Regions from separate parts of the Homo sapiens genome. Here regions 1 and 2 are each linked to region 3. The links are chromatin loops, found by intact Hi-C in ENCODE. Cell type or tissue: PC-9. All regions are shown on one strand. Links, peaks and the distances in the headings refer to the core of each region. The heading gives the core; the rest is flanking DNA. Region 1 has its middle 89 kb from the start of MIR11400. Region 2 has its middle 130 kb from the start of MIR11400. Region 3 has its middle 42 kb from the start of MIR11400.

Region 1 (11,039 bases), core at 2,311-7,310, 130 kb before region 3:
TGGGACACAGGAATCAAAAACACCAGGGAGACAAGAGGATTTTTCCTAAGATTCTAGACTACAGCAATACATAGATAACTAACACCAGAATATTAATGAGGAATTATATCATTGCAGGAATAAAATTTATATTGAATTACAAACTGTTTGCACAAAAGTCAAGAAAAACTTGAAAGCCTTATATCAAGAAGCATTCTTCCCATCCAAACTTCAGTGGTGCATTTATTTTGGATTTGACCCTCTGGGGAAGGGCCATGGCCTCTCTCGACAAGAAGGTTCTGGGGACCAGGCAGAGAGAATGAGGTCTCAGGATGACTTCCTTGACAGCCCTGTTCCCCTTTCATCAACACACAGACCCAGAAGACCTCTCTGTCTTGTAGCATCTGCCATGAGCATCAGGCTCCTGTGCTGTGTGGCCTTTTCTCTCCTGTGGGCAGGTAAGTCCTGGGCAGGGCCCATGTGTAGATTTCAAGACCCAGAGCCTTCCCATTGAGGCTGCAGCATTGGCTTTGTTCTCCTTCTCTGTAGGTCCAGTGACTGCTGGGATCACCCAGGCACCAACATCTCAGATCCTGGCAGCAGGACGGAGCATGACACTGAGATGTACCCAGGATATGAGACATAATGCCATGTACTGGTATAGACAAGATCTAGGACTGGGGCTAAGGCTCATCCATTATTCAAATACTGCAGGTACCACTGGCAAAGGAGAAGTCCCTGATGGTTATAGTGTCTCCAGAGCAAACACAGATGATTTCCCCCTCACGTTGGCGTCTGCTGTACCCTCTCAGACATCTGTGTACTTCTGTGCCAGCAGTGACTCCACAGTGCTGCACAGCCATCTCCTCTCTGTACATAAATGCAGGGGAGGCTCTGCCCTCCTCCCCGACCCCAGACTCAACCATGTCCTTGGCAGAGTTCTCAGCACTGGGAATCTTGGAAGCCCAATGGGTGCCGGGCAGTGTGAGCCTCAGTCTGTGCCAGGTGCCTCTGCAGGCAGTCCCAGCCAGGCCTGGACTGGTCCCAGAGCCTCAGAGGTCTCTTTTGTTTCTCTCTGGTCTTTCTTCCAAGCTATCTTTTTGGGATGGGACCAGGGCTTTCCCAGCTCTTACTTTTCTACTCATCATCCTGAGTCCGAGGTCCACAGGATGGAACAGGATTTGTATTTCAAATCTGTCTAGACTCCTGTTTCTCTCTGGGGGCCACGTTGCTTCCTCTCTCCAGGGTTTCCTCCAGTACCCACTCTCATGTGGTCTCACCTGTGGCCCGCCTTTCCCATCTGAGCAGTCACCCCCGAAGGCCTTGCTGGGCCTCTGCACACCACCTCCCCTCGCCTTTCTACTGCAGCCATGAGGCTGCCTCTTCTGTGCCTCCTTCCTTTCCAACACAGAGACCTCAAAGGCCATTTCCTCCACCCTGGGCTAGTGCCTTCCTTTCTGCAGTGGTCAGCTTCTACCTGCACTTCTGATCTCAGCATGATCAGCCTCTCCTGCTGGAAGCACTCCCTCAACTCTCAGCTGAGGTCAAATTTCAGTTTCCCTCTCATAAGCTCACAGAATCATGTGCCTCTTAGTAAAGTTCAGCACCATTGCAATTTTTCCAACACTTGTTTTATTCCTTTTGTGCTCCACTTAATTTTAAACTCATGAAGCTGAAGGCTGAGCTTGTTACATTTACCACCAGCAGTGCCTGGCAGGCAGGGAGTCCTCATTCATTTCACAGAGAATGGATGGGTGAGTGACAGGTGAGTGAGTGATGAGTGGGTGAATGAACCAGTAACAGGAACACACTAGATTCATTGTACCCTGGCAGAGGTCTAGAGTTAACTTTGCCTGAGATGCTCTGTTATGAGCTCATCAAGGAGCACTCACTTGTTGAACAAGCATAGGACCATGCATGGTGCAAGCCAGTTTGTCAGTCTGGGAATTTCCAATTTAAAATATGATGTGTTCTTCAAGCTGAATGAGGGTAAACTCTCTGTATATAATTATAATATCTAAGCTATTTCTTAAAGTTTTGGGTTAGGATCAAAAAAACCCCTGAAGAGGGCACATTTGTAGATTTAGGATTTTTAAAATATATTTATATTATTTTCCCTTGGAAGAACAGGATGGGAATGGCCTTATAGTTGCTAATTTGTGGAGAAGGCATCATATAAAAGTAAGAGAAAATCAGAATTGTGTTCTAGAGGGTAAATTGTGGCTGTCCTGAGAGCATGTTCCCCAGGAACCTAAACCATGAGCATGTTCAGGAACCCAGAGTGCAACAGACAATTCTTGGCCCCATGAATTTGGTGGTAAGACTGGAGACAGTTGGAAAAACCATGGAGTCTTGAAGTTCTTCACTCTCAATGCAGGCCTCTCTTGAACACCACAGACTAATGTCAGATAAATATGCTTCCACTATTAAGACTATTAAAACAAGAACCAATGAAGAGAAGTGAGCAGAAACAATAAGCAATTGAAGTGTTTGAAGACAAGAAATTTTTACCATTAAAAGGTATGAAAGTTTGTAGAACTATATTTAAAGGAAATTGAAATGTGAACAAGAAAAAAAGACTGACAGAAACCATCAAGATAACATTAAAAAAAAATCAAATTCAATACAGAAATGATTAAGATTATCACTGAAAACAAAATGGAAATGAAGAAAGATGAAATGCTTCTAAGAGATTATTAGTGATGTCAAGGACAGAGCTGAAGAAGTTACATAGAATGCAGCACCGAAAATTAAATATGTAACTTTAGAAAGAGCTTAAGGGTGGTTTCCAGCATAGTAGAATATATAATTTTTAATTATATATATTTATTTATATAAAGTTATTTATATTTATATATTTAATTATATATTTATTATATAAAAATATATAATATAATAATATATAATATATAATATATATTATATAATATAGAATATATATTATATAATATAGAATATATAAATATATTCTATAGAATATATTATATACAATATATAAATATATATATTTCCCATTTTTCTTATAGATAATTGAAGTTTCAGGAAAAGAAAGTAGAGGGAATAAGTGATTGTGATGAGACATTAGCTGAGAATTTTCCAGAGGTGGTTCAGGACCTAAATTCTCAATTTCAAGAATTCAAATGAATATGAAATAAGATAAATGTTTATATTATAATGAGATTGTGGAACATAAGTGACAAATAGATGATTCTAAAAGCTGTCAAAAAGAAAAGATAAATCTCTCCTAGTGGAATAGACTGAAAAAATCAATGAAAGAAAGAGGATCAGAAATAACCATTTAGTAGGAATTATAATCCCCATTCATTAAACACTGAGATGGAGGAAAATATATTTACAAGTGGAAAAATTAAAAAAAAAGACTATGAGTTTTCCAATAAGGTATCTTTTCTGAATTATAGTCAACAAAGGTGGGAAGTGGTCCCAGAAGAAAGGCATGAGGTGCAGCTTGTGAGGGAACCCATGTGTTGGGACAGCCCCGTTGGGCACGTGTGACTGGGGGATGGAGGAGGCTGGGGCATCAATGGGGATGGCATAGGGGACCCTGACTTGCAGGAAAGACAATGAGCTCATCCCTTGGTGCCTTGTGTTGGGGGCGCTGTTGGCACATCCTAGAGAACATGCCCAGCAGACAGAGGAGCGCCTGTGTGGTGAGGAGATAAACTCAGAAATGCAGCATGAGGCCTGTAGCTCCAGACAGCTCTAGAGCACAAAGTGAAGACCGATGCATTGATGTTGTTTAAAGGGAGCTAATAAATATCTAAAGCAGTCATCCAAGTGTGTTCTAATATAAATCCTGTGTTCCTGAGGTTGTGGGGATTGAGAGAGGAAGTGATGTCACTGTGGGTACTGTTCTGTGTCAGGACAAGGACGTCCCTCCTCCTCTGCTCCTGCTCACAGTGACCCTGATCTGGTAAAGCTCCCATCCTGCCCTGACTCTGTCATGGGCACCAGGCTCCTCTGCTGGGCAGCCCTGTGCCTCCTGGGGGCAGGTGAGTCCTCAGACACCAACCAGTCTCATTCTGTGTGTCTGTATGTGTGTGTGTGTGTGTGTGTGTGATGAGTACAACTGTTTTCCTCATCCTGTTCTCAACTTGTGTCTCCGCAGATCACACAGGTGCTGGAGTCTCCCAGACCCCCAGTAACAAGGTCACAGAGAAGGGAAAAGATGTAGAGCTCAGGTGTGATCCAATTTCAGGTCATACTGCCCTTTACTGGTACCGACAAAGCCTGGGGCAGGGCCCAGAGTTTCTAATTTACTTCCAAGGCACGGGTGCGGCAGATGACTCAGGGCTGCCCAAAGATCGGTTCTTTGCAGTCAGGCCTGAGGGATCCGTCTCTACTCTGAAGATCCAGCGCACAGAGCAGGGGGACTCAGCCGCGTATCTCCGTGCCAGCAGCTTAACCACAGCATGACACAATCGCCTCCTTCCTGCTCATAAACCTCCTCCTCTCTCTCCTTGCTTCCTTATGATACTATTTTGCACCAGGGGATCCTCATCTCACACCACTCCACTGCCTCTTCCAGAATCATTGCTTGCATGTCCGCTGCTCAGATCAGCAGATGTGCGTTGTATATGTTAATCATTTTCTGTGGAAGGCTCGTTGCTGGTCTTCATTATCCATCCTTATTTTCCACATTGGATACTGCTCCCTTCAAGATTACTTGTTGCCTACAAAAGATCCTACTTTTTACATTCAAATTTTACTTTTTATTAATACGTATTTGATGCCATCTTGAAGGCAATCTCATTATCATCCTAATCTTTTGCTAATCTTTATGTTTATGGTAACATTGATTGTTATTTTGGGGGACATGTATTTCATCTTTGGTAATGAAATGAAATAACTATGCACTTCAATTCCTGTATGTTCTGCCTACTTAAGAGTAAATCCAATTTTCTTCCATTCCTCCCATTCTATCCCACTCCCTTTATATGATAGTTTTAAGGGAGAAAATATTAATTAGACTCTAACTGCAGCTATGTGATAAGAGTTATTTAGAATGAGGGTGGGATATTAAGCTTTGAGTAAAGCAATAGTCAGGGTTAGAACTAGTGTTGGAATCAGGGTTTAGGGAAGTTGCTCATAAAACCTGCAGGATGACACTTCTAGAATAGTCTCTCACTCACTCTGCAGACACTTCCCAGCATCCCTTGGGCCATTGCAAAAGCAATGATGAAACTTCACGTATTGGCCACAAGATGGCACTGTGGTCCACTGGGATCTAAGGGACTCTGGGGAGAGCCTGGGAGAGCAGCCTAGGAAGGGAAGGGTTAAGAAAAATTAGGGCTGGAATCCAATATTATGCAGATGTTGCAGCAGTTTTCAGTCATTGCTAGGCTACCTACAGCTATGCAAGATGCAGGAAATACCTCTAATCTTTAATGAGATCCACAGTTGAAGAATTTTGGCCTGGCAGCCTTGGTGTCAAGCGCAGGTGCAAGCAGAGGAGCAACTGCCTCAAAGGAACGTGGGAAAGCTAGGGGCGGGCTGTGCCCTAAGCTCAGTATGTCTCTGCTGCACCCCATCTTCCCTGCAGACCTCGCCGGGCAACAGCCTTCATGAGAGGAGGTGGATCCTGCCTGAGACCAGTCAGAAGGCCCTGGACCAGCTGGACTCCGTAGGCATGGGGGGTGACACCACAGGCCCACCAGACTATTCCCTAGGGAGCAGCCTCCGAGCCCCAGCTCACAGTCCTGAGGATCACTGCACTTAGTTGGGCCAGCCCCTCCTCACTCTGACCCTACCATGAACCCCAAACTCTTCTGTGTGACCCTTTGTCTCCTGGGAGCAGATAAGTTCTGGAAACAGCTGCAAAACCCTGTCATGGGTTTGCAATGTCTGGGCTACAAGCCTTTTTTGTCCTTTCTTCTGCAGAGTCCCCCTATTTCTTAAGTCTTGTCTTCACTTTCTGTCTGCCTCTCCAGCAGGCTCTATTGATGCTGGGATCACCCAGATGCCAAGATATCACATTGTACAGAAGAAAGAGATGATCCTGGAATGTGCTCAGGTTAGGAACAGTGTTCTGATATCGACAAGACCCAAGACGGGGGCTGAAGCTTATCCACTATTCAGGCAGTGGTCACAGCAGGACCAAAGTTGATGTCACAGAGGGGTACTGTGTCTCTTGAAACAAGCTTGAGCATTTCCCCAATCCTGGCATCCACCAGCACCAGCCAGACCTATCTGTACCACTGTGGCAGCACATCCGCAGCCCTGCACAGCCAGCTGCCCTCTGCACAAAAAGGGCAGTCACAGGCTGGAGGTGGGCACTCCTTATGGAAGCCCGTGTCTCAACCAGAAGAAAAAGCTGCCCTTTCTGAAGCTCTTCCCAGACTTCCCAGCAATGGGATCTCATTCTATGTGTGCTCCTGCAGCATAAAACTTAGAGTGAGCTGGGTCTGTCACTGTAGTGCGGATGTGTAAATGCAAACAACGTAATGTTATTTTGCTCAATTTGGAATATTCTGGTAATTGTGCAAAGGAATGGTAGCTTCTAACAAGAAATTCATATTTCACTTTCTTTTCAGGAGAGAAGAAAAAAGCAGAAAGCAGCTGGGAAGCTTTAGCCTGCTTGAGTGATCTGGGATTCTCAGGTAGCATACATAACATCACCTTGGCTTTGGTTCCTTTAGATACCAAGCATGTGTTCTGTGGAGGACAAGAAAATCCATTTTTTTTGTTATAAAGTTATAAACACACAAGAGAACAATCCAGTTAGGGAGAATGTTAATAAATACAACAAACTCTGCCATTAGACCTGAAGATAATCAGCTAGTAGAATTATCAAAGAGATTGTAAGACTCTTACTGAGTACCTGTTTGAGGTCCTCTGAGGATAGATGAAGGAAGGAACTTAATTCTTACCATCACTGTGGCTTGGATTAGAATCCATGAGTTCCTTAACTTGTTTTTCTTGTAAAATATTATAAAATAATATAGAACACACATTTTATTTTCCTGTAGCCTGTAGTCCTCTTTAGCACCTAAAGGGAGAAGCGCATATCCCGGTGCAAAAGGGAGCTGGTTGCTTGCTTGGCAAAAAAATGAATTCACCAATTGGCCAATCTGCTGAAAGTCAAAATGAAAGGCTAATATATGAGACTGATGACAGTTCATGGTTCTTGGTATAACTTCAACAGCGAGTGAGCATTTTTTTCTTTGTCTATAGCTTTCTTTCAGCCATCGATCCTCAGTTGTGTCTTAGCCTCTTATCAGTCCAGCTCACTTTGATACTAAATTTGATTGTTGTGTATCTCAGCAAGAAGCACGTCTCACATTCTCTGTATTTTTTGTGGTCATGAGTGTGTTCCTGTCTTATTCTTATTTTATGTGGTGCATTTCTAAATAGGACTGTACAGAATACAAGCATCTATTTGTATATGACTCTCATCTTTTATGGGGAGAGGTCAGAGTAGGTGAGCGTGCACTTTGATTCTCTGCTGGAATCTCTTTGGATTCTATGTCCCCTGTCACATGGTTTATTTTCATATGCATATTTCTCATGGTTCTCCTGACTCTTTTAGCAATGCTCATTGCAGGATATTAGAAATTGTATTACTTCTAATGGCAGAATGTTAGAAATTGTGTTGACTCTTAAGGCAAAATAAAATACCTGGACTCACCTTTCCATTGCTGTGTCTATTAGTCGTGGTCCTGGAGATATCAAGGAGGGACAAAAGGAGTATTTGCAAAGGTGTGGCAGGGTTAAGGGAACCCAGTAAGAGAAGTAGAAGTAGCCTAAGAACAGCAGAATCTGTGGCTCTTATTCACATTGGCCTGAAATAAGTAGGAGAGGATGTGGATCCCAAAGCATCAGGTACTGTAGCTCTAAGGCAAGGCTGCCTATAAGGTGCTGTGGACTTTGGTAGGGAAAAGTAACCTATATAAAATAATGAAGCAAGAGGATAGCCAGGGCATAGATGAATCAGAACAAGTGGTGCCCCTACCTCCCTCTACTCTCCTGCCATTGTCTCCCATTAGCCAAACTCACTCTGGAGTTAGAGAAGAAGAGAGCCAGTTAACATAATACACTGAGGTCAGCCTCTGAAGGCAGGGTGGATCTGGAGAAATTAACGTAAATTATCCAGATCACTACGCATAAGATGGCCTTGAGGGTGCTGAATCCCAAACTGTCTGGCTAGGTCTGTGCTGTGAGCTGATAAAGCCCTAGTATTATTTCTGGGGAATCTGTACTCTTAATAATTTACAGACAACCAAGGTCTGCTTTGGATCTGATCAGATAGACTAAATCTTGGGGACTTTGCACCACTGGCCACTCAAGGGAGGGGCTGGAAATATTTTCTGAGGACAAAAAAATAGAATTAGAAAATTTGGTTGAATCTAGCGTCAGAGAGATGACATTAGGACAGCCAGGGAGAGCTGGAACAAGAAGGTTTAATCACAGGCTCCTCACCCTCTGCTGATGGGCAGGTGTGTGAGCTCCAGCATGGAGCACGACAGCACTAGGTGGGAGGAGGGTGAGAGGGTGATGGGGCAGCCTGGGAGCTGGAGCAGTGTAGGCAGAGGAGCAACTGTCTCATCACAGAAGCTTCTGCCCTCACCCAACCCTTCTGCTGGACAGGGAGGGAGTTCAGGTTGTGGGGAGTACTGGACCTCAGGAAGCATTTATAGGGAGGACACAGGACAGTGACATCACAGGATACCCCACCCATCAGGAAAATCAAGGCCCAGAACTCACTTGGCCCTTCCCCAGGAGGACCAAGCCCTGAATCAGATGCAGTGCTGCCTGCCCCACTGTGCCATGGGCCCTGGGCTCCTCTGCTGGGAACTGCTTTATCTCCTGGGAGCAGATGAGTCCTGTGCACAGAACAGCAGCCCCATTCTCAGATTTCCCACCCCTGTGTCCTCCACTTTACACTGGGGAGGACCTCCAGGCTGTCTGCTGTGCTCATCCTCCATCTGCTTTTCCCACAGGCCCAGTGGAGGCTGGAGTCACCCAAAGTCCCACACACCTGATCAAAACGAGAGGACAGCAAGTGACTCTGAGATGCTCTCCTATCTCTGGGCACAGCAGTGTGTCCTGGTACCAACAGGCCCCGGGTCAGGGGCCCCAGTTTATCTTTGAATATGCTAATGAGTTAAGGAGATCAGAAGGAAACTTCCCTAATCGATTCTCAGGGCGCCAGTTCCATGACTATTGCTCTGAGATGAATGTGAGTGCCTTGGAGCTGGGGGACTCGGCCCTGTATCTCTGTGCCAGAAGCTTGGCACAGCCCTGCAGAGTCACTGGAACTCTGTGCACTAATCTCTCTGCTTCCGTGTACAGCAGTCTCAGACCAGACAGCTGTGAGTACCTGGGGCCTTCAGGGGGAAAGATAAACAATTTCAGGACTCTGAACAAGGCTGGCGGAAACAAGGCCAGGAGGATATGCTCAGAGGATGGTGCTGCTTCAGGAGGTTCACGGCAAAATTACTTTCTTTGTCGGATGCTGTACACTATAGTGATAGAGTAGCTGGCACTCTCCTTTTTAGAAAAAGAAATTCATTTTGGTGTCAGGATTGTTCGACAGATGTGTAGTATAGAAGGTAAAATCTCAAGGGTTTGCTTTATATAATTAAGGGAGAAGAAATTGAGATTTGGTTTGGAGAAACTTGAGGAGAGAGAACATGATTAAAGATTATTAAATAAATAGAAGTAGAGCTACCAGATGATAAAAAATTGTGTTCTCTGCAACATAACCTGTCAAAGTTTTCAATTGCTAGAAAATACGCAGCAAGGCCTTGTAGCAACTGGCATCACCCCGAGGCCACTCTATGATGGTCATCACCACGTAGCCAGTTGCCCTGTGGGAGGGCCCTGGAGCTGGTTCCAATGTCTTCCTTCTGGACTTATATCTCAATTCTCAAAACAGAGGAATTCATTTCACTGCTGATGGTAAACAGATAAAGGCTCTCCCATTTCCCCAAAGATACATTCTGCTTCCCTTGTATCTCTTTCTGACACTTACCGCCCAGATCCATTACCTTCTGTGATCAAACACCTCTTTGAATATTTCCTAAAACTCTGCAGCCTTTACATTCTCTGCATTTGTGCTCAGTATTTCCATGGCCTGGAAGGACCTTCTGTCTCCCAAGAAACAGCCAGACCCTGCTTATCGGTCAAGGATGGGCTCACACCTGCTTCCTCTTTGCTTCTTACCATGACATTCCCCAGCATTGTACTATACCACCATCTTTATTATTTTCATAGGAAAAGCCAAGTATTAATTAAATATATAATGAATATTATTTGATGTTGTGAAATCTATGTTAATTCCTGCTTATATAGAGTTCTGGAATATTATTACTTTTATTCATGTGAGGGATATTATTAACCACTAACTATTTCCTGGTTAGAGATCAAAGTCACTTCTGTGTAATGATAGCAAATGTGAGAACCAGCTGAATCTGTTTGAATTACAGCTGGCAGTATTATTCATTTCAAAATTTTTATAATTTAGAAGTAAATTTTTAAAATCTAGAAATCCTTTTGTGAAATGCACTGTCTAAAATTTAGTAATAATGAACCTAAATACAAAATATGAAAACATATGGGTGTAATTAACTGGGATTAGCTGTGGAATATAGGGTTTCCAGGCTGGGTTTCCTTGATAGCATCACACTGTTTAATTGTATGGCCTTTATAATTCTGGCTGGTCTCTACCATCTTAACATATTATTTGCAATTATGTAACAATTGTTTATTTTGTAATCAAAATGTTGGTTCATGTGTCCTTTGACTCCATTGGCTAAGGGTAGATTTGAAAATCAACCCTAAATTGACTCTTCTGGGAAAGCATGGACGGGGTGTGTAAGAGGGTGGGGGTGGCAGGAGTGGGGGCATCTCTCTTTCTGATTTGGACAATTTGAGCATATCACGTCAGAGGGTATGAATCCATGAGACTGTAGACTGTTGGCCACTTGGAGGCGCTGTGGCTCCACAGTGCTGCAGAGAACTCAGCGGAGGGGTGGGAGAGTGGCCAAGAGAGGAGGACTGAAGGGGATGCCCTGGCTGCCTGCTGGCATCAGTAGGGTGGA
Region 2 (11,039 bases), core at 1,928-6,927, 88 kb after region 3:
TATAGAGACCTTGGGAAAAGAGAAGAGTTTGGAGAGGGGATCAAAACCTTATTATTTAGAACAATATCAGACCACGTAAAGAGTCTGGTTAATCTCTCTTTAAGAAATTAAACCGGCCAGGTGTGGTGGCTCACGGCTATAATCCCAGCACTTTGGAAGGCCAAAGCAAGCAGATCACCTGAGGTTGGGAGTTCAAGATCAGCCTGACCAACATGAAGAAACCCCATCCCTACTAAAAATACAAAATTAGCCAGGTGTGGTGGCACATGCCTGTAATCCCAGCTACTTAGGAGGCTGAGGCTGAAGAATTGCTTGAACCTGGGAGGGGGAGGTTGTGGTGAGCCGAGAGCGCACCACTGCACTCTAGCCTGGGCAACAAGAGCGAAACTCTGTCTCAAAACAATAAATAAATAAATAAAATAGAAGGAATAAAAAGAAATTAAACCTAGATAACACAAAAAGCATGTTCATTTTAAGTGTGACAACTTCAGATCCTACAAATTCACTAATTGGCCTCTATGGCACTGAAGGAGAACAGATTAATGTACTCTTGGTGTAAAACATATTAATGCACAGAGAATTAAAAGATCTTCAGGTATATGATTCAAATTGTAATGAGGGGCAATGTACTCAACATCAATATTCCTAATGAGGCATTATGGTATCAACTGTACCTAGGCAGGAGACTACACTTATGTTGAGCAGTTATAGAATTCAAAATAACTCTGTTAAAATTTGATAATCCATTCTGTTCACAGATCTGGTCACCACCTAGCATTCGCTTTGAGAGAAGTTCCTTTATTCTCTCCAGTTACATCTGCTCTTATTTCAGTATAAGTTGAACCCAGTTGTCTTACTTCCAGAAGTCCAAAGTTACTTCTTTTCTTGGGAAAAAAATTTACTGTGACTCCTGGAAACAGAAGTTCTCACTTTATCATTTTTCTGATCTATTTAATATTATACCTTCTCATTTTAAGTTCCTTTTCCCGCTCTCCAGAAGTGAGTGTTCCTTAGCGTTCTGTTCTCGGTCCCCCTCAAGCCCAGTCTTGCTGTTGGTGGTCTACATCTTTGCTTTTGTCACAGGGAAGTCACTCCTCTAGATGCTATCTTCAGCTTTTTCTTGAAATATTTCCATTCTACCAAAACTGTTCTCCTAAAGATTAAAATTACGTATTTCCCAGACCAAAAGACGCATGTGTGTTTCTTTGCCTGCTTGATCTCTTTGAAGCTCTTGACAATACTGACCATGCCCTAAGTCCTGAGCATTAATTTTTGCTCAGTTTCATTTACATCATTTTCAACTAGTTTCTCATTTTCTCTCTATTCTTTTTGTTTTCAATGCAGCTCCCAGAAACTAAATCTATCCATTTAATATTCTTTTTCCCAGGAAAATTCTTCTCATTCTATTTAAAGTGTAATATTCTAGTTTAATGGGAAAGTTTTTTGTTGTTGTTGTTTAGCCTTTTAAAAATCTCTACTGAAAAAATTTTGGATATGAAAATTAGCCAGGCATGGTGGCGGGAGCCTGTAATCCCAGCTACTCAGGAGGCTGAGGCAGGAGAATCGCTTGAAACTTGGAGGCGGAGGTTGCAGTGAGCTGAGACTGCACCACTGTGCTCCAGCCTGGGCAATGGAGAGAGACTCCATCTCAAAAAAAAAAAAAAAAGAAAAGAAAAGAAAAAATTGTGAAATGTGGTCTGAGACAACTTTTCTCAGTGTCACCTGAGGCATGGGTTAAACAGGTATATTCTAGGACAGGTTCAGAATTTCAGAGTCGAAATTTCTTGTTGGTGGACTTTAGGAATACGTATCATTGCTCCTGAGTATTTCTGTTAGTGCTGAAGTTCTGCCCCAAGGACTTCGTAAGATTAATAACATCGCAAATCTTCTGTAGTGCTTTAAAATTTTGTTCTTCATTTTTTTATTCTCACTTTCTTCTCTTTCCTTTTCCACTTCCTCTTATGTTTTCCTTAATCTTCAACTTTCCTAAGCACCTGCAAGTGGGATTGGAGCCTTGTTTAACATCGTCCATGTAGCAAAATAAGGATGAGGCCAAATATTTGAACCAAGGATCCCCATCTCCTATGGAAGGTGCCCTGAGGTTGTGGGTGTTGCTGGGGACATGATGTCATGGCCAGATCCTACATCATGCGGCCAAGGGAACCCAGAACTTTCACTGCTCTTTGCTACTGCACATCAGAACCCATCGCTGGGAGTGTCTTGCACTGCCTGACCTCACCATGGATATCTGGCTCCTCTGCTGGGTGACCCTGTGTCTCTTGGCGGCAGGTGGGTCCAGGTATACTTAAACATTTGCATAAAGATGTTTTTGGCTGGGCGTGGTGGCTCACAGCCGTAATCCCACCTTTTTGGGAGGTTGAGGTGAGTAGATCACCAGAGGTCAAGAGTTCGAGACCAGCCTGGTCAACGTGGTGAAACACCTTCTCTACCAAAAAATACAAAAATTAGCCAGGCGTGGTAGTGTGCTCCTGTAGTCCCAGCTACTTGGGAGGCTGAGGTGGGAGGATCACTTGAATCTGGGAGGTAGAGGCTGCAGTGAGCAGAGATCACGACATTTCACTCCAGCCTGGGCAACACAGAGAGACCCTATCTCAAAAAAAAAAGATGTTTTCTTTGGGCTTCCCTTCACCTTCTATGGCTTCCGTCTTCTTCCACAGGACACTCGGAGCCTGGAGTCAGCCAGACCCCCAGACACAAGGTCACCAACATGGGACAGGAGGTGATTCTGAGGTGCGATCCATCTTCTGGTCACATGTTTGTTCACTGGTACCGACAGAATCTGAGGCAAGAAATGAAGTTGCTGATTTCCTTCCAGTACCAAAACATTGCAGTTGATTCAGGGATGCCCAAGGAACGATTCACAGCTGAAAGACCTAACGGAACGTCTTCCACACTGAAGATCCATCCCGCAGAGCCGAGGGACTCAGCCGTGTATCTCTACAGTAGCGGTGGCACTGCATGGCTGAGTCAGTTCCCTCCAGGGTGCAAACCCTCTGGCTGCTCTTCTCCCAGTTGAACTCCAAGAAAACATTTGAAAAAGCCTCTTCCTTATCTTCCTACCCCAGAAGAAAGAAGCGAGTTGATTGTTGTGGCTGCAGCTGCTACCGGGAGAGTACAAGACCATGAATTAAGGTCTTAAATGGTCATGATGGGCACACTGGACAATGGGCTCCTGAAACTACCCAAATACAAAATGAGACATTCTGTGGATCAGGAGGAATCCACATGTTTAGAAGGAAGGGCCCCAGACCAATTTCCAAGTTCAGAGACCAGCTATCTGAGGTTGATATTACTTACCAAAACACAAAAACATTCCTACTGATTTTATCTCAAACACAGTTCTCCTGCAAACTCTTCCCCCACCAACGTACCCCAGCAGAGGCAATGACATGTACATTTATGGAACAGCCTGTTGACTACTGCAGATCCATCTCTTCAATAAGACCAACTTTCCCTGGAGGTCAGTGACTAAACCAAACCGCAAGGCAGACGGCAACACGACCCTCTTAGGGGATGGATGCCAGAGAAACACTGACTAAAATCCCCACTCGGGGACTGTCCTAGCACATTCAGTTCCTCACACAGCTGCCCAGGGGAGCGCGACGTTTTATTCTGTTACTTCAAACACTCATCTGTTCCTCTCTCTCTCTTGCAGGCCCTAGACTCACAGACACTGGAATTAGAGTCAGAAAAATTGCTTTCTAATCCCAAAACTGGTTTTGTTTACTCCCCTTCAGCTGTGAAATCTTGGCAAATGCTCTTACTTCTCTGGGACTCAGTGTCCTCCTCTTCAAAATTAGAGACTTGCTCCACTTAGTCTCTAAGATCTGATACAAATATGATTATTTGACTTGCTATTTATTTATTTATACAAATATTAGAATATTTATGTATACATTTAACATAAATATATTTATATTTAATAAAAACATAAAATTTATAACATTTTATATAAATTTATATCAATAATATATATTTATTGATATACTTATATCACATAAGAGATATATAAATATATGCAAATATATTTTATGTAAATTTTAATACAAATATAAAAAATACATTTTCTATATAAGTATATATAAATACTTATATATAAATGTATTTTATACATTTATATATAAATATATATATAAATATATATTTATATATAAATATATATATAAATATATATTTATATATAAATATATATATAAATATATATTTATATATAAATACAAATACTTATATATATTTATATATAAGTATTAATATATAAATATATGTGTTTATATATTATTATATATAAATAATATATAAATATATGTGTTTATATATTATTATATATAAATAATATATAAATATATGTGTTTATATATTATTATATATAAATAATATATAAATATATGTATTTATAATATTTATCTATTTATCTATCTACAGCTATTTTACACATGTGACAATCAGGGTTGCGATGGAAGACATCACTACAAGCTGGAAAATATGAACATAATTACATATGCAGATAACACAGATCCAGAGACTATCTGATTGCAAGGAACATTATAGATCACCCCTATATACCATAACTTTGAAGCTAATTTGAAATGTGGTTTGTGAAAGTATTATACATTTCCTGCAATCCCCTCCACTGCTGCTAGATGGCAGTAAAGGAACGTGTTAGAAAGTCTGGGGAGGGGACCTCATGATTTATTTACCGCGCAGTCATGATTTACCACGCAATCACGGTTTAGTCTTGTTGTCCTGTCATAATTAATAGTATCCTCTTTCACATACAAAAGTGTCTCAATTTGAACATTAAACTATACGGTCATTGTAGATAATGACACAAATGATAGCATCTCTGTTGAAAGTAAATTGTTTATTAATGTTGCAGTACCTTCATTTCTTTGTTTCGGTTTAATGAAATAGATTTTTTAAATTATAGAATAAATAAACACGAAGCTATAGCATTGGTCTGCTTTTTGTCATTTTACTATTTAAATATATCTCAGCCCTACTTACAGTTTGTATTAGCGATATATGGTGTATGAAGCCTCAACTTAAAAACTCAGCTTGGTCTTCGTAGTGCTTCTGTCACTGTCTGCCCAGCACCCACTGCCTCTCAATGTGTTCCAACGTTTCCCAATTCCTACCTGCTAATAAACCTACCAGGATATTTCCAGACCTATTTTCTCTGTGAAGAAAACCAAGCGACATTGACTTTCCCTCATTCATCTACTAATACATAAATGTCACCACATGCCAGTGACAACGGGGTAAAATAAGTAATAAAAGTGAAATAGGATAAAAGAATTGTTATACATTTATTGGCCTTCCGGAGAAATCCACCCTCTTCTCTCTAGTCTCCTGCGCACCCTGCCAACAATGTCATTGGCTGTAAAAATACCTCATGTTCATTTAACACTCTACAGTTTACTGAGTAATTTGTTGTTTTATTTTCATGCTTTAATTATATGTTTCCAGGTTCTCTGAGCTTTTGAGCTCCTGCTCTTCCCAGATGGGCTTTCATAACAAGGCCAGCCCCTTTCTCTCTCCCCTTCCGCCAGTGCCCATCATTTGAACCAAATTTTCTTCCTGTCTCTCTTACTTGATTCTTTCCCAACCTGTGCCTTCTGTTTGGTCTCTTAAAATATTTCCCTATTCAGTGATAACTCCCTTAATGAAGGCATCTTTATTGACTGCCTTGGAAATCCTCAGAATTATAGAAACATCTTTCATGTCCACCTTGGCATGTTTTATATGTTTCACATATATTTTCATAAATAATAAAAAAGTTATATATTTTCCATACGTAATAAAAATGTCCCTTCAACATGCGTAATATATAACAAGATTAGTGATCTTCCACCTAATGTCTTGGACAATGTGACTTCTGTCTGATAGGTATAGTCTTTGACCCCTACTTACTCATGATTAAAGAAATACCTTTCTCTCAAAGGAACTATCTGTGTTCACAGCGTTAAGTCTCATCCTGGATGCCGCAAGAAGACGTTCAAATGTCCACTGCCCACCCAGGTATGTGATGCTGCCTGCCATGGGTCACTAGAAGGTGATAGTTAAAAGTGTAGGCTCTGGAATCAAACAATGCAGACCACAATTCTGGCTCCTCTGCTCAAATGCTATGTGAACGTGAGCAAGACTGTGAACCTCTCTATGCCTCACTTCCTCACCTCTAAAATGAAGATAATAGTACCTACCTGAGGCTGAGCACAGTGGCTCATGCCTGTAAATCCCAGCATTTTGGGAGGCCGAGGTGGGTGGATCATCCCAGGTTGGGAGTTCGAGACCAGCCTGACCAACATGGAGAAACCCTGTCTCGACTAAAAATACAAAATTAGCTGGGCGTGGTGGCACATACCTGTAATCCCAGCTACTCAGGAGGCTAAGACAGGAGAATCTCTTGAACTCGGGAAGCGGAGGTTGTGGTGAGCCAAGATTGCACCATTACACTCCATCCTGGATGACAAGAGTGAAACTCTGTCTCAATAATAATAATAATAATAATAATAATAATAATACCTACCTGATAGTATTGGGTTAAATAAGATAATTCATGAAAATCCCTAGTGTGGTGCCTAAAACTCAAACGCTAATATACATAGGTTTGGCCTAATATTATGAGGTGTTATTATTTAGGATTGCTGTGCTTCAGCTTTTTGTTGAGTTTCACGGTTTGGCTCTTACTGGACCACTGACAGAAGCAACTCCATGACTGGTTATTCTGTCATTACCCCCAGATACTGTGCGATACCTTCCAAATCTACTACAAACAACGAGTGTGCATTTCTCTTGCTTGTTCCATCCAAGAGGAAAGAGATCTGTCCAGAGATGTCATTCTGCTTCAGTCAACCCAGCCGTGCCAGACAATATCAGCATAAATGTCAAAATTACCATATGTGGTCAACATATGCTGATACTGTGACCATATGCTACATGGGACTTGTTCCCTTAATTGTGAATAAGAGAACTATTCGTGTAGGTGTTATTATCCCCAATTTTATAGGCTCAGAAAGAGTAATAATTGGTCCAATGTCTCACAACTGTATGTTTCATGGCAAAGATTGGAAATGAAGCAATAACTTTTTTCTAGTAAAATTACAAGAATGACCTTAATTTCTTTCTAAGCAAACGTAGTGTATCATCACAACAGTTATGTTAAATCAGCTCAATAATCTCCTAGAAGAACATATTATAATATTCATTAGAGGTGGTATGGGCTTTAAGAGGGAGAAAAAACTAGGCAGGATATTGCTATACGTGAAGTACCATGCTAGATATTTCACATATGGTATTTCATTTCATCCATACCAGCAACCCAAAATTATGTTATTTATCCCTGTTTTACTAACAAAGAAATTGAAGTTTAAGGAGGGTAAGTGCAGGATGAACACTAAGCCAATTGTAGAGCTGGCTTTTGTAATCAGGGATTTTATTTAATTCGATTTGCTCTACTATCATCATGTTGAATTAAGAATGGCAAAGGGCTGGGTGCACTGGCTGACACCTATAGTTCTAGCTACTCGGGAAACTGAGGCAGGAGGGTTGCTTGATCCCAGGAGTTCGAGGCTGCAGTGAGATATGGTCATGCCACCGAACTCCAGCCTGGGTAACAGAATGAGACCCTGTCTCTAAAAATTTAAAAAAAAAATAAGAAATTTTCAAAAAAGAATAAAAATTAAAATATATATATATTTTAAGGCTGGGTGCGGTGGCTCACGCCTGTAATCCCAGCACTTTGGGAGGCTGAGGCGGGCGGATCACGAGGCGGGAAATCAAGACCATCCTGGCTAACATGGTGAAACCCCATCTCTACTGAAAAATACAAAAAATTAGTCGGGCGTAGCGGCGGGCGCCGGTAGTCCCAGCTACTCGGGAGGCTGAGGCAGGAGAATGGCATTAACCCAGGAGGCGGAGCTTGCAGTGAGCTGAGGATCATGCTACTGCACTCCAGCCTGGGCGACAGAGTGAGACTCCCTCTCAAAAACAACAACAACAACAACAACAACAAAAATTTAAAAAAATGTGTGTGTGTGTGTGTGTGTATACATATATATACTTTTTTTTTTTTTTTTAAAGAATGAGAAAGGAACTAGAACAAGCAGAGAGAAAAAGCCCAGGGGCACGACAGCTAAAGGATGACTAATGGAAGTTGAAAATAGGAAGCTGAAAGGTACAGAAATACTGCGGGAAGACAAACTACAAATTATGTGGAGAAAGACAAGAATAAGAACAGTTCCCAGAGGTCTGAACACAGCACATTATGTCTTCTTGCTATACAGTGGCCACCAAACTTGTCAATACTGTAGGCAAATGCTAGTGTCATTGCTTGTGGCTAAGCAGAAATTTTGACACTTGGGAAGGTTGGCATGAGATTGAACAGTTGCCATGGTGACCTGCCATAGATATTTTGATTGATGATGAGTAGACACAAAGTGCCAATGCTTAAGACCTAGCTTCAGATACTTAGGATTTAGTGGAGAGGCTGTTTTGACTATTTCTTTTCTTTTCTTTTCTTTTGAGACAGAGTGTCGCTCTGTCTCCCAGGCTGGATGGAGTGCAGTGGCACGATCTCGGCTCACTGCAAGCTCTGCCTCCCGGGTTTACGCCATTCTCCTGCCTCAGCCTCCCGAGTAGCTGGGACTACAGGCGCCCACTACCATGCCCGGCTAATTTTATGTACTTTTAGTAGAGACCGGGTTTCACCGTGGTAACCAGGATGGTCTCCATCTCCTGACCTCGTGATCCGCCCACCTCGGCCTCCCAAAGTGCTGGGATTACAGGCGTGAGCCACCACGCCCGGCCTGACTATTTCTGACATCTGACTTAGGCTGCACAGGAGGTGGGGTTTCTTGACAGGGAGGAGCTAATGTAGGGACTGTGATGTGCCAGGCTATTTGGGTTGGGGTGGAGAAACCACAGAGAGACAGACATAAGCTCTCTCCCTTATTTATAGGACATACCTACTGGTCCTGCCCTAGGCCCCAGATTCTTTGTTAGTGGCCTTTTCTACTGGGAGCAGGTGGGGCATTCCAGTTTCAGGTGTTCTGGGACCTGGCTTGCAGTTTTTCACTGATGGCTGCATCATTAGGCTCGCTCTTTTGCCCTTTCCTCAGTTCCTGTCTTTTTTTCACTTTCAGTCACCTAGAAACGACAATATCCAATCAGAAGTTGAGAATGAGACAAGTTTGGGAAGACATTGAGGAATGTCTCATATTGTGGTATTGATAAATCTAGAGATGGGGCCACAGCTTGCTTATAGCTGCTTAGAGTAAAATGATTAATCAGAAAAAGTAATTTCCAAGGATTTGTAGTCAGTCTGCCTGAGGCTAATACATTTATTCACAGCAAAATATCTGCTGCCTAAAATGACTCTGCAAGTTACCCCTACAATACCAGCTACTCAGAGTGATGCAATCACCTGGTTGCAATAGGAAATTATCCTGGCTTCAGTTATCTAGTAGAACAGGTGTACATATCAATCTTAGAGCTCTTGAGAAGACCCAGTAGCCCCAGACCCGTGCAATTATATTATAAGCACTCAAGTAACTTCTCAGCTAAAGGAAGAATGATGAAGCAGGAAAGAGAGAAAAATGATTTGTATTTTTTGTGGTTAACTTGCTTAGAAATTTTAGGGAGGATAAACTCAATCTTGACTAATAGGAAATTTAATTAATTTAGAGAGTTATTAAATAATAGCTCCTCCACATCAGGGACTATGATAAATGTTATTAACAACACAAAGAAGAATAAGACTTTCCCTTCTAGGAACATACCATTTAGTGGGAAGAAAGACAGACAGATACACACACACATACACACACACATGCACATACACTTAAACAGAAGTGGTAGAGGCTGAGGGAAATCCCATAAGATAGACATAAAGAAAGTGCTCCATTTGCTCAGAGTTAGAGGTGAAAACCAAGAATATTGGCAGAAAAGAATGTTTTAAAGCAACTTTGAATGATTCTTCCAATGATATTGGAATTAGAAAATGAAGGTTTAGGCAGAGTGGGGAGCAGGACAGTCACTGAAGTGGGAAGGCACACATGGGCTCAGCAAAACCGGAGCACAGTGTAATATCATTAGGGGTGAAGTCAAGAAAAGTAGCTTAAAATTAAGCCATAGAGAATCCAAAGATTTTAAATTTTCTTTTGATTTCAAAAATGATCTTTTCATATTATTGAGCCAGAAAATAATTAAGTCATCTATATATTAGACAAAGTTGTCAAAAGCAACTAAATGGAGGGATGTTAAAATGGGAAAGAAAAAAGCTAGCACATTTAACCTATAGCTAACAATACTGTATTATACACTTAAAAATGTGTTAGCAGGGTAAGTCTCATAGCACAAACAATAAAATAAATTTCTTAAAGAAAAAGTTAACTATTGGAATAGCCTAGACAAGAAATTATGAGGCTTTGAACTGAAACAACAGGAACAGAATTTGAAAGAGGAGAATAAACCCTTGGGATACAGAATGAACAAAATTTTAACACTGTCTGCTGTAAAAAGTGAGGGAGATCAGAGGGATTAAGGTGACCCTTGGATTTCAAGAATAAAAATATGGCCAACAAATCCAGGGAACACAGATGAAAGAGAATATTCAATAAAGAAGACATACAAATTCAAATGGGGTCATTCTGAAATTGTGGCACATTTGAGATATCCTCATATCTATCCTTATAATCAAAACAAACTCACTATCTGCTCATTCTATGACCAGTGACCTCACTCACTGCTGCCTTATACTTCAGGGCTTACACGTAGACACACACACACACAGGCACACACACACACACACACACACACACACACACACACTAAGAAAAGTAGCTTAAAATTAGACCATAGAGAATCTAAAATTTTAAAATTTAGAACAGATCTTCATCTGAGCCAGGAACCATTCATCTATGGCTTCTGTCATTTAATAGAATAAACAAAATCTGCATATGAATCCATGCAGAACTCCAAGTTCAGCATGGTTTCTCACTGTTCTCAGAGCTGGTACCTGA
Region 3 (11,039 bases), core at 2,697-7,696:
AAAACAAATCTTTGATGCTAGAACTTCAGATCCTAGTGTTTTTCACATGGAAGTTCCCAGTTACCCAGTCTAGGGCATGGAATAGATGAGCATTAATAAGTCACTGTATGCCTGAGATGGTTTTCTATGGGCATCTTTTCTGAATTACGGTTAACAAGGGTGGGAAATGATCCCAGAAGAAAGGCATGAGGGCAGTTCTTGAGGGAACCCATGTGATGGGACAGTCTCATTGGGCACGTGTGACTGGGGGAATGGAGGAAGCTGGGGCATGATTGGGATGGCACAGGGGACCCTGACTTGCGGGAAAGACAATGAGCTCAACCCTTTGTGCCCTATGTTAGGGGCGCTGTTGTTGCATCCTACAGGACATGCCCAGCAGGCAGGGGAGCGGCTGTAGGATGAGAAGATGAACTCAGAGATGCAGTGTGAGGTCTCCAGGCACAGACGGCTCTGGAGCACAAACCAATGAGCCATGAATTGATGTTGTTAAAACGGAGGTTATAAATATTTAAAGTGTCACCCAAGTGTGTTCTAATAGAAATGCTGTGACCCTGAGGTCCTGAGGATTGAGAGAGGAAGTGATGTCACTGTGGGAACTGCCCTGTGGAGACAAGGACATCCCTCATCCTCCGCTCCTGCTCACAGTGACACTGATCTGGTAAAGCCCCCATCCTGGTCTGACACTGTCATGGGTACCAGTCTCCTATGCTGGGTGGTCCTGGGTTTCCTAGGGACAGGTGAGTCCTCAAAACACAAAGTAGTTTCATATTTTTTCTGTATGTAGGTGTGTGTGTGTATGCATGTGTGTCTGTGTGTGTGTGTGTGTGTGTGTGTGTGTGTGAGATGACTACAAATGTTTTCCTTATTCTGTTGCCAGATTCTGTTTCCACAGATCACACAGGTGCTGGAGTCTCCCAGTCTCCCAGGTACAAAGTCACAAAGAGGGGACAGGATGTAACTCTCAGGTGTGATCCAATTTCGAGTCATGCAACCCTTTATTGGTATCAACAGGCCCTGGGGCAGGGCCCAGAGTTTCTGACTTACTTCAATTATGAAGCTCAACCAGACAAATCAGGGCTGCCCAGTGATCGGTTCTCTGCAGAGAGGCCTGAGGGATCCATCTCCACTCTGACGATTCAGCGCACAGAGCAGCGGGACTCAGCCATGTATCGCTGTGCCAGCAGCTTAGCCACAGCATGGCACAGTCGCCTCCTTCCTGTTCACAAACCTCATCCTTCTCTCTCTTTGCAGCTCCCAGAGATCATTAACAGAGGCCTCTCTTTGCTCCTCACTTTTCCTGGGAAAGAGGTAGATTTGGACCTCGGTTGTCCTTTGGGTGGAAAGAGACCACAGATTCATTCCTGAAACACAGTGACTGCAAATGTAAGTGGTGAAAACAATCACGTCCCACTGCACTCTAGGAGGGCTCGGAGCCAGCTCACTGCTCCAAACAAGGAGTGGGTGTCTTAGCCTTGGCCTTCAGAGCAGACATGCATCTTCTATAGGTCTTGGAGGCTGCTGTGTTGCCCACATACATGAGGTTGTCATAGGCAGGAAACATGCCTCTTCTTCATATGTTGGGGCATCTGGAAGGTCTGAGGCTACATCCCCGAGAAGATCTTTCTTCTGAAGCCTCTTCTATCCCTGTCACCTTGGAAGTTTTCTGCCACAAAATATCAAACCTCTCTTCCTGTTTGAAGTAAAGGTCTTTGCAAATTTGTGGTCCTTACTTGATAAATACAATCATGGTAACAATAACACTTCATTTCTTCTGCCTACTTTAAGCCAAGAGTATCCTTTATTTTATTTCCATTTGCCATTGCTGCTGTCCTGATAGACAGAAGCATGCATCACCACCGCTGCCACTTCACCTTGATTCACTCAGGAAATCTGATTTTCAGACTCTGAGTGTTTTGATTGTTGTCCAACTCATTTGATTTGAAATAATTCTCCCAAGGCCTTTAACTCAAAAAGTGTTTTATTTATAATATTGAATCTATTCCTTTTTATTATATTTTTTCATAATATATAGTGTTATATAGCACTTGTTAGAAATAGAAGTACAATGATTATATTGCAATAGAATCTTCCATCTGTCTGTGGGTGATGCTGCAGTTTGTATCTATGAAATGGAATGCACTGGTCAGAGCTGATGTGATTATGCATTATGGGTTTCGGGGAGTCCTCAGCGACAGACCACTTCTCCAAGTCTGGGACTCAGTGTCCCAGATGCAACCCTGATAGAGGTGCCCTGAATCTTTCATAGCTAGGAGGGGCATCATAGTCCTTCCAAATTCACTGATCAGAAATTATGGTGTGGTACAGACACCAAATTTCTTTCCCCAGAGAATGATGGTCACTGGCAGGGAATTGCTCTTGACCCATTTTTTCTTGTGTCGTCATCAAATGACTCCTTGCTCAGCCGCCCTGTGTCTTCTGGGACTGAGTAAGGCCAGCACACAGATGGGAATTCCCTGTCTTCTGAGACCTTCTAACTGCTGCCACTTTCCTCCATGTGACTGCTGAGACAACTGGTCCTAACAGTGGACAAGCTCTGACACTGAGGCTGAACAGACCACAGTCCACTGTTGTAAATGGTGCTGCAAGAACATGTAACAAAAGTGAGCAGGGCTTCCAATTTATAGAGAGAATGAACATGCAAGAGGAGCAAAGGGTAGATGGTACTAACGAACAAATAGGGAGGAATGTGGTTTCTGTTCTAATGAAATCATTCTGTTGTCTTAAGTTAAGCAGGAGAAACATTTCATTGCAATTACTTCAAGTCAAAGGCTAGCGGCTCCCCAACCAGCCAGCATAACTCTTTGCTCTGTGATCTCAGCAGCTTCAGAGGACTCAGAAATCCTTTCTCTGCACAAACATCCCGTTGTCCATTCCAAGACCCAGGATCACACACTCTGATCTTATCATGAAAATAATGAGGTATGCTATAGTTGCTGTGGCCTCATTTTAGTATGTTTAGTAGGAAGCATTGAAGAAGTTTGAAGCTTTTCTCTTTAGTCTATGGCTTGTATGACTCAAAAGAAGTAAATAGGCATACTTTTCCCAGCTCCCTGTTCAGTGAAGCCATGCTGGGAGCTTGAAATCTGCCATGGTGGGTATGTTGGTACAACAGAAATTAGGAAATGCTACCAGCCATGCCCCCACCTTCACAGACACACAGTTTATCAGCACATTACTGGGGTATTTTCTGATGTCCCTCTTATGCCATTTCTGAGCTAGGCCAATATAGCTCAGAATTTATTTCCCCACTACTCTTGTTCTTAGAACCCATCACCTAAGGGGCCGTCAATTGTTCCTATTTCCATTCAACTCCCAAATTCTCTTGCACTGTAGCTCTGTGTTTCCTTCAAGAATGCCAGTCTGGAACATGACAACTATTTTGAATGTACCTAAAGGTATCACTGAACCAGTTCATTATTTACAAATTATCTTTCCTCACATGGAATATTCAGATGCTGGAGTCATTGGGAACAGAGATGGCCAAGCAGCAACTCTGGGTTGTGAACCACATAGAGCCCCGCTATTCTTCTATGTCACTGACAGACCCTGAAACAAGGACTATTTTGCTTTAGAAACTAAGCAGCTCCACACCAGTCAGGAATGACTCTGCTTTTACTTTAGGCTGAGAGATCAGAAGGATCACATCCTCAGTATTCTCCTCTCCTGGACTGAGTGTGGCCACTCTCCATCTCAGTCCCTGGAAGTTGTCCAGAGTTCCCTGAGAATCCCTGCTCTGGGGCAGAATCACCAAGGCTCATCCTCACCAGCTCCCCACAGGCTCCAGCAGGGCTTTCCTGCCAGGTGTAGGGCACAGGAATGGCTCTGTCTGTCTCTCAGGTAGAGGGAGGCCAAACAGTGATGTTTGTATAAGAGGGACTGGGTTTCTGTGTCTCCATTAAAGTATTTGACAATATTTTCTTTGTTTTTTTTTTTTTTTTGGTTTATTTTTCCATCTCGCCAATGAGGAGAGCAATCCCTTGGTAGTTATATTGTTTTTGGCACTTGGGAAGGTTTTTGTGGTTAAGTCACATTAAGAAATTGTGCCTTTTTTTCCTGTTCAGCTGTAACCCAAGGCAGTGAAAGAAACAGCAATAATTTTGAAAGCAGTTACTTGTGTATCTTATGATAAAGGTGTTAAGTTTCATTGCCCACATCTAACTTTCAGTCTAGTGGAAATGAAAAGGCACAGTTAGGGGGCATGTGAGCATGCCATGAGAGAGGTCAATGCCAATTGAGAAGTCTGTGCCAATCCCCAGTACTGTGGGATTGAAGGGGAGGGAGAGATGACCTCTCCTTCAGACCATGGTCAACAAGGAAGGAGAGGGAGTTCATCCATGGGAACCTGAAAAGCAGCAAATCCCAGGGGCATCTAACTTCAGGTGCAGGAGCAAATCCTTGGAGAGGAAAATGGTCCAGTTCAGCTGTCACGGGAGACAGGAGAAAGCAAAGTCATCTAATCCACAGTCCCCTGGCTGATTTGCTTCCTTATGATACTATTTTGCATCAGCGTGTCCTCATCTCCCGCTGCTCCTCTGCCTCTTCCAGTGTCATCTCTTCCCTGTTTGCTGCTCAGATCAGTGGATGTGCATTGTACAAGGTGATCATTTCCTATAGCAGTCCCTTTGCTACTCTTAGTTATATCCATCCTTATTTTCTGCATTAGGTACTGCTCCCTCCACCATTGCTTATTGTCTTGTAACAGGTCTCGTTTTATATATTTCAATTTTACTTTTTATTAATAGACATTTGACTTCATCTTTTGCTGATCTATACTTTTGGGGTAACATTGTCATTTTTGGAGGATGTTTTTGTTTATCTTTAGTGATTCAGATTAAATAATCTCTTTATACTTCAACGTCTGTGTCTTCTTACTATTTAAAACCAAATATTATTTCCTTTCATTCCTCTCATTCTGTTCCTCTTTCTTTAGATGGTAGTTTTAAGGGAGAAAAAGTTTGGCTATAACTGAAGCTATGTGATAAGAGTTATTCAGAATGAGGGTGGGATATCAAGATTGGTAACTCAAAGCAATAATTAGGGTTAGAACTAATGTAGGACTTAGGGTTTAGGGAAGCTGCTCATAAAACCTGCGGGATGGCACCTCTGGAATATTCTGGCAGCTCACTCTGCAGACACTTCCCAGCATTCCTTGGGCCATTACAGAATTAAACAATGATGAAGCTTCACTTATTGGCCACAAGATGGCAGTGTGGTCCACTGCGATGTAAAGGGCTCTGGGCAGTCTGGGGGAGCAGCCTAGGAGGGAAAAGGTTAAGAAAAATTAGGGTTTGTATTCAATATTATGCAGATGTTGCAGGAGTTTTCAGTTATTGCTAGGCTACCTACAGCTATGCAAGAGGCAGGAAGTCCCTCTAATCTTTAATCAGATCTACAGTTGAAGAATTTTGGCCAGGCAGCCTTGGTGTCGGGGCATGTGCAGACAGAGGAGCAACTGCCTCAGAGGAAAAGGGAAAAGTGAGAGGCAGGCTGTGCCCTGAGCCCAGTGGGTCTCTGCTGCACCTCATCTTCCCTGCAGGTCTGGCCAGGCAACAGCTTTAACCTGCTTGAGTGATCTGGGATTCTCCAAGTTCATAAGTCTTACTGATAACATCAACTTGGCTGAGGTTCCATTGGAAATCAAGCACATGTTCTCTGGAGGACAAAAAGTATTGACAAAAATTTCTGAAACACCTCAGTAAACAAACTATTGAAGGAAAATATTAGTAGATGCACCAAACTGTGCCGTTAGAGATGAAGATAATAGACTAGTAGAATTTTACAAAGGAGACTATAAATAAGTCTCTACTAAGTATTTGTGGGCATCAAGCAGTGTCTGAGTCCTCTCAGGGTAGATTAAGGAAGGAATTCAGCTATTATCATGACTTTGGCTTGGATGAAAATCCATGAAGTCCTCAATTGATTTTCTTGTAAAATATTACAGAATAATATTGAGCAAACATTTTATTTTTCTCCAGCCTGTATCCCTCTTTAGCACTAACAGGTAAAGCAGACACCTAGAGGCACGGTTTCTTTAGTTGGGATCCATTAACTGTAGGACTGGGAGGTCCATAGCTGGGCTTCACAGGGAGTTCAAACCCCACGTGCAGGGAACTCCGTGTGTCTGTGCTGTGCCCAACTCCCGTCTGTGAGGCTGAAAAGGGGGAGTGCCGGGTCTCCCAGTACCCCACTCACAAAGTGGGGAGCAGGCTGCTTGCTGGGCAAAAAAATCAATTCAAAAATTGGCCAATCTGTTCAAAGCCAAAATGAAAGGAAAGTCTGAATTGTGAGACTGATGAATGCCCAATTTCCCAAGTTATGAAATTTGTAGCAGCTCATGGTTCTCAGAATGATTTCAATAGCATATGAAGATATTGTAAAAAGCTTTTGTTTGTCTACAGCTTTCCTTGATTTTGATCCTAGTTGTTTTTCGGCCCACTCATCAGTTGAGCTTATTTTGATGCCAAATTTCAATGTTGCCACTTCAGTCACCAAGCACTTCTCACATTCTCCATAACTTACACAGATATGTGTGTTCCTGTCTTTTCTTATTTTTGTGTGATTCATTTTTAAATTGGGCTGTGCAGAATACAAGCATACATTTGTAAGTGAATCCCATATTTTATGATTTAGCTGTTTACTTTTTAGTAATACTTTTTATTAAAGTATAATAGAGAGTAAAACAGAAATATTAATACAAGGACATCCTGGTACATTTTGACAAATGCATATGCCAGTGCAATAGTAACTGAAATGATTATAAAAAAAATTCTGTCATGCAGGAAAGTGTCGTCATGCTCCTTTCCAATCAATTTCTATCCCAGAGATAAAAATTGTATTTATTTATTTATTTAGAGACAAGAGTCTCACTCTGTCACCCAGGCTGGAGTGCAGTGGTGTGATCTCAGCTCACTGCAAGCTCTGCCTCCCCGGTTCACGCCACTCTCCTGCCTCAGCCTTTGGAGTAGATGGGACTATAGATGCTTGCCACCACACCCGGCTAATTGTTTGTATTTTTAGCAGAGACGGGGTTTCATCGTGTTAGTCAGGATGGTCTCGATCTCCTGACCTTGAAATCTGCCCGCCTCAGCCTCCCAAATTTTTGGGATTACAGGCATGAGCCACCGCGCCTGGCCAAAACTTTTCTTATTTTTATCACCACTGACTAGCTTGGTCTATTCTTGAACTCCATATAAATGGAATCATATAACATTTTATTGAGTTATTTTCCTCCAAAATTAGTATTTCTGAAGTTTATTCATATTGTTGTATCAGTAGGTCATTTTTTCTTATGACTAATATTCCATTGCATAACTATACCACAACTTGTTTATCCATGCTCCCGTTGATGGATATCCACATTACTCCTGTCTTCAACTATTATGAATACAGTTGTTGTGAACATTCTTGTGGAACTCTTTCTTGTGGACATATACATTCTTTTTTTTTATTTTATTTTAGGTATAAACTTAAGAGTGGAAATACTGACTTACAGTGTAGATGTGTGTGCTATGCTTGCGTGTCCTCACAAAAGCTCATGTTGAAATTTGTCATTGTAATGGTATTGGGAGGTGGGACAGCTATGACTAGGTCATGAGGGATCTGCCCTCAGAAAGAGATCAATGCCGTTATTGTGGGAGTGAATTAGTTGTCTTGGGAATGGTCTTCTGATAAAAAGTATAAATTCAGCCACTTTCTCTGTCTTGGGTGCTTGCTTCCCCTTCCTTCTGCCTTGGATAACAGCAGGAGGCCCTCAGCCGCTATGGCCCATTGATCTTGGACTTCCCAGTCTCCAGATCTATAAGCCAAATAAATGCCTTGTCTTTATAAATTACCCAGTCTGTGGTATTTCTCTATAGCAGTAGGAAATAAATGGAAAGAAAACATGGTGCTGAGAGTGACGCTGTTGCTGTAACAAGTACCTGAAAATGTAGAAACAGCTTTAGTTAATGGGAAATGGCTAATGGATAGAGGTTGGAAGAATTCAGAGAAGCAGACTAGCAAAAGCCTAGATTGCTGAAAACAGAGCATTAAGGGCATTTCTGGTGAAAGCTCAGGGGGAAATGAGGAACAAGGTATCAGAAATTGAAGTAAATGCCATCCTTCTCATAAGTAGCAAAAACCTTGGCAACATTGTGTCCTGTTCTAGGACTTTATGGAATATAAAATTATGAGCCATTAGCTAGGATATCTGCTGAAAGAAATATCTAAGCTGCAAAGCATTCAGGCCACTGTGTGACTACTTTTAGGCACCAGGCAATTTAACCCAGCAAGAAGGCAGCCAAGGGAATAGATTTTGCAAACCAGCACAGATGGTGACACTACCTCCCTCTGCTGTCCTGTCTCCCATAAGCCAAACTCACTCTGAAGTTAGAGAAAAGAGGAGACAGTTAACATGATACACTGGAGTCAGCCTGTGAAGGCAGGGTGGATCTGGAGGGATTAACATAAACTTTCCAGAGCACTACATATAGGATGGCCTTGAGGGTGTTGAGTCCAAAGCTGGCTAGGTCTGTGGTGTGAGCTGATAAGGCCCTAGATTTATTTCTGGGGAATCTGCACTCTTAATAATTTACAGACAACACAGGTCTGCTTTGGATCTGATCAGATGGACTAAATCTTGGGGCCTCTGTACCGCTGGCCACTCAGGAAATGGGTTGGGAATGTTGCCTGGGACAGGAAAATATAGTAAGAAACCTTGGTGTGAATCTAGCTTCAGAAAGATGATGTGAGGAGAGCAAGGAAGAGCTGGAAACTGATGGTTTAATCACAGGCTCCTCACCATCTGCTGATAGGCAGGTGTGCGAGCTCCAGCATGGAGCACCGCAGCACTAGGTCAGAGGAGGGTGATAGGGTGATGGGGCAGCCTGTGAGCTGGGGCAGTTAGGCAGAGGAGCAACTGTATCACCACAGAAGCTTCTGCCTTCACCCATCCCTCCAGCTCGGCAGGACAGGTAGAGAGTCCAGTGTCCGTGGAGCACTAGACCTAAGGAAGGCTGCATAGGGAAGACACAAGACAGTGACATCACAGCATACCCCTCCCATCAGGAAAATCAAGGCCCAGAACTCACTCAGCTCTTTCCCAGGAGGACCAAGCCCTGAATCAGGTGCAGTGCTGCCTGCCCCACTGTGCCATGGGCCCCGGGCTCCTCTGCTGGGTGCTGCTTTGTCCCCTAGGAGAAGGTGAGTCCCGGGCACAGGACAGCTGCTCCATTCTCAGCTTTCCCACCCCTGTGTCCTCCACTTTACCTTGGGGAGGACCTCCAGGCTGTCTCCAGTGCTCATTATACATCTGCTTTTCCCACAGGCCCAGTGGACGCTGGAGTCACCCAAAGTCCCACACACCTGATCAAAACGAGAGGACAGCACGTGACTCTGAGATGCTCTCCTATCTCTGGGCACACCAGTGTGTCCTCGTACCAACAGGCCCTGGGTCAGGGGCCCCAGTTTATCTTTCAGTATTATGAGAAAGAAGAGAGAGGAAGAGGAAACTTCCCTGATCAATTCTCAGGTCACCAGTTCCCTAACTATAGCTCTGAGCTGAATGTGAACGCCTTGTTGCTAGGGGACTCGGCCCTCTATCTCTGTGCCAGCAGCTTGGCACAGCCCAGCAGAGTCACTGACATTCTGTATATAAACTTCCGCCTTAGCTTTGACTTGAGAACTGCAGGCCCCACCCAGGTTTCACTCCTTCAAGGGAAGCTTTTAGTTGTTTGGAAGGCATGTCTTGTGTCCTACTGAGGGCAGACCTTTCCCAACCAATAGAGCCCAGGTTTCCTGTGCCCTGAGTGTGCCTGCTTCTGTGCTGCAACTTCTTGTAGTTTGTCACTTCCTGGATAACTTCAGTAGAAGAGTGACTGTTGAGCCCCAGATACGTGCTAGATTCTTCGTATTTGTTACATAGCTTAAGGGCTTTCCACACTCTTGCACATCAAACATTTCTATTCTTCCTTTATAGATAGAAGGCTCAGGGACATTGAGTCATTTTCCCCAGTGTCTCTTGGCTTGTAAGGATCAGAAGTAGGAAACAAACTAGTCCATCCATTTTCCACCTACCCCCCTGCTCCATCATCACCTTCTGCATCCTGGTCAGTAAGTCAGAGCCCTCGCACTGCCCTCTAGTGACCAGCAGGGCTGCAGTAGACGCTCAGATGCCTTCAGGGGTCATTACTATGGCCTCTTCATTAGCAACTTTGAGGAATGTTAAATTTAACACTTTTTAAAAATCATTTATATGCATTCCCTTTGTCTTTCCCCAGTCTGCAGCTTATGTTTTCACTTTTATGGTGTTTTTTTGATGCACAAGAGTTTAATTTAATGCAACAAAAACTAAAATCAATTTTGTTTGTGTGTAGACAAAAACCGCTTTCTTATATAAATGTCTAAGCGTAGTTTTATCAATTTATTCTAGTAAAATTTAAGCTTGGATTTTCACCACTAAGAATAAATGTACCTGAAGTATATCTTATGTAAGAAATAAGATAGAGACCTAGGAATGGGAGGGAAGGACATATGTTCAGTGAAGAAGTAATAGCCTGTCAAAGAGAGCCCTAAAGTAGACCCCCAGAGCTGATGGTGGAGAGGTAAGTGGAGGGCAAATGATCATGAACCTTGTCCGTTTGTTACCTTGTAGAAGAAAGGCAGCCAGGAGTGGAGACCACATGGGTGAAGGTTTATGACTTGACTGTAGGTTGAAGGTGGCAGCAGGTAGAGGGAGGACTAGCAGGCAGAGGGCAGAGTCACTGGCTGGCAGGGGCAGTGGCATCATCAGTTGACTCTACTGACATCCAGGAATTATGTTCCCAATGCGCAAGTTGAAAAACTCCCCACAATTTGCCTATTATTCCTTGACCCTGCCATGACCACCAGACTCCTCAATGGTTTGGCCGTCTGCCCCCTGAGGGCAGGTGAGTCCCCTAAAGCCTTTTCCTTGGCTCACCACATCCCAGCCTAAGCCTTTACCTCAAGTCTACATTATTGGGGTCCCTCTTTGGGCACTCAACTTCCTTCTATCATAGACT

Evidence for each region. A loop is a pair of places that touch in the nucleus more often than their neighbours do. Peaks named below come from ENCODE experiments on the same cell type or tissue, not always from the same donor. Only the 100,000 strongest peaks of a DNase experiment are listed, where the experiment ranks them.
Region 1: it touches region 3 in a loop (7-fold over the local background); 1 of 110 quality-filtered maps calls a loop at or near these places.
Region 2: a loop joins it to region 3, with 2.7 times the contacts of the local background. A loop is called at or near these places in 1 of 110 quality-filtered maps.

Annotation. Positions count from the first base shown.
Region 1 is chr7:142,380,439-142,391,477 of GRCh38, forward strand. It overlaps TRB, TRBV6-4, TRBV7-3, the pseudogene TRBV8-2 and the pseudogene TRBV5-3. Among named protein-coding and RNA genes, the nearest start is that of MIR11400, 89 kb to the right of the region's middle. In PC-9, for the core only: CTCF peaks have their summits at 5,247 (motif pointing right) and 5,446; a DNase peak (open chromatin) is centred at 5,273.
Region 2 is chr7:142,599,388-142,610,426 of GRCh38, forward strand. It overlaps TRB and TRBV17. Among named protein-coding and RNA genes, the nearest start is that of MIR11400, 130 kb to the left of the region's middle. In PC-9, for the core only: CTCF peaks have their summits at 4,669 and 4,876; a DNase peak (open chromatin) is centred at 4,674; H3K4me3 peaks cover 271 bases.
Region 3 is chr7:142,510,938-142,521,976 of GRCh38, forward strand. It overlaps TRB, TRBV7-7 and TRBV5-7. Among named protein-coding and RNA genes, the nearest start is that of MIR11400, 42 kb to the left of the region's middle. In PC-9, for the core only: CTCF peaks have their summits at 5,249 (motif pointing right) and 5,451; DNase peaks (open chromatin) are centred at 3,934, 4,367 and 5,324; H3K27ac peaks cover 3,398 bases.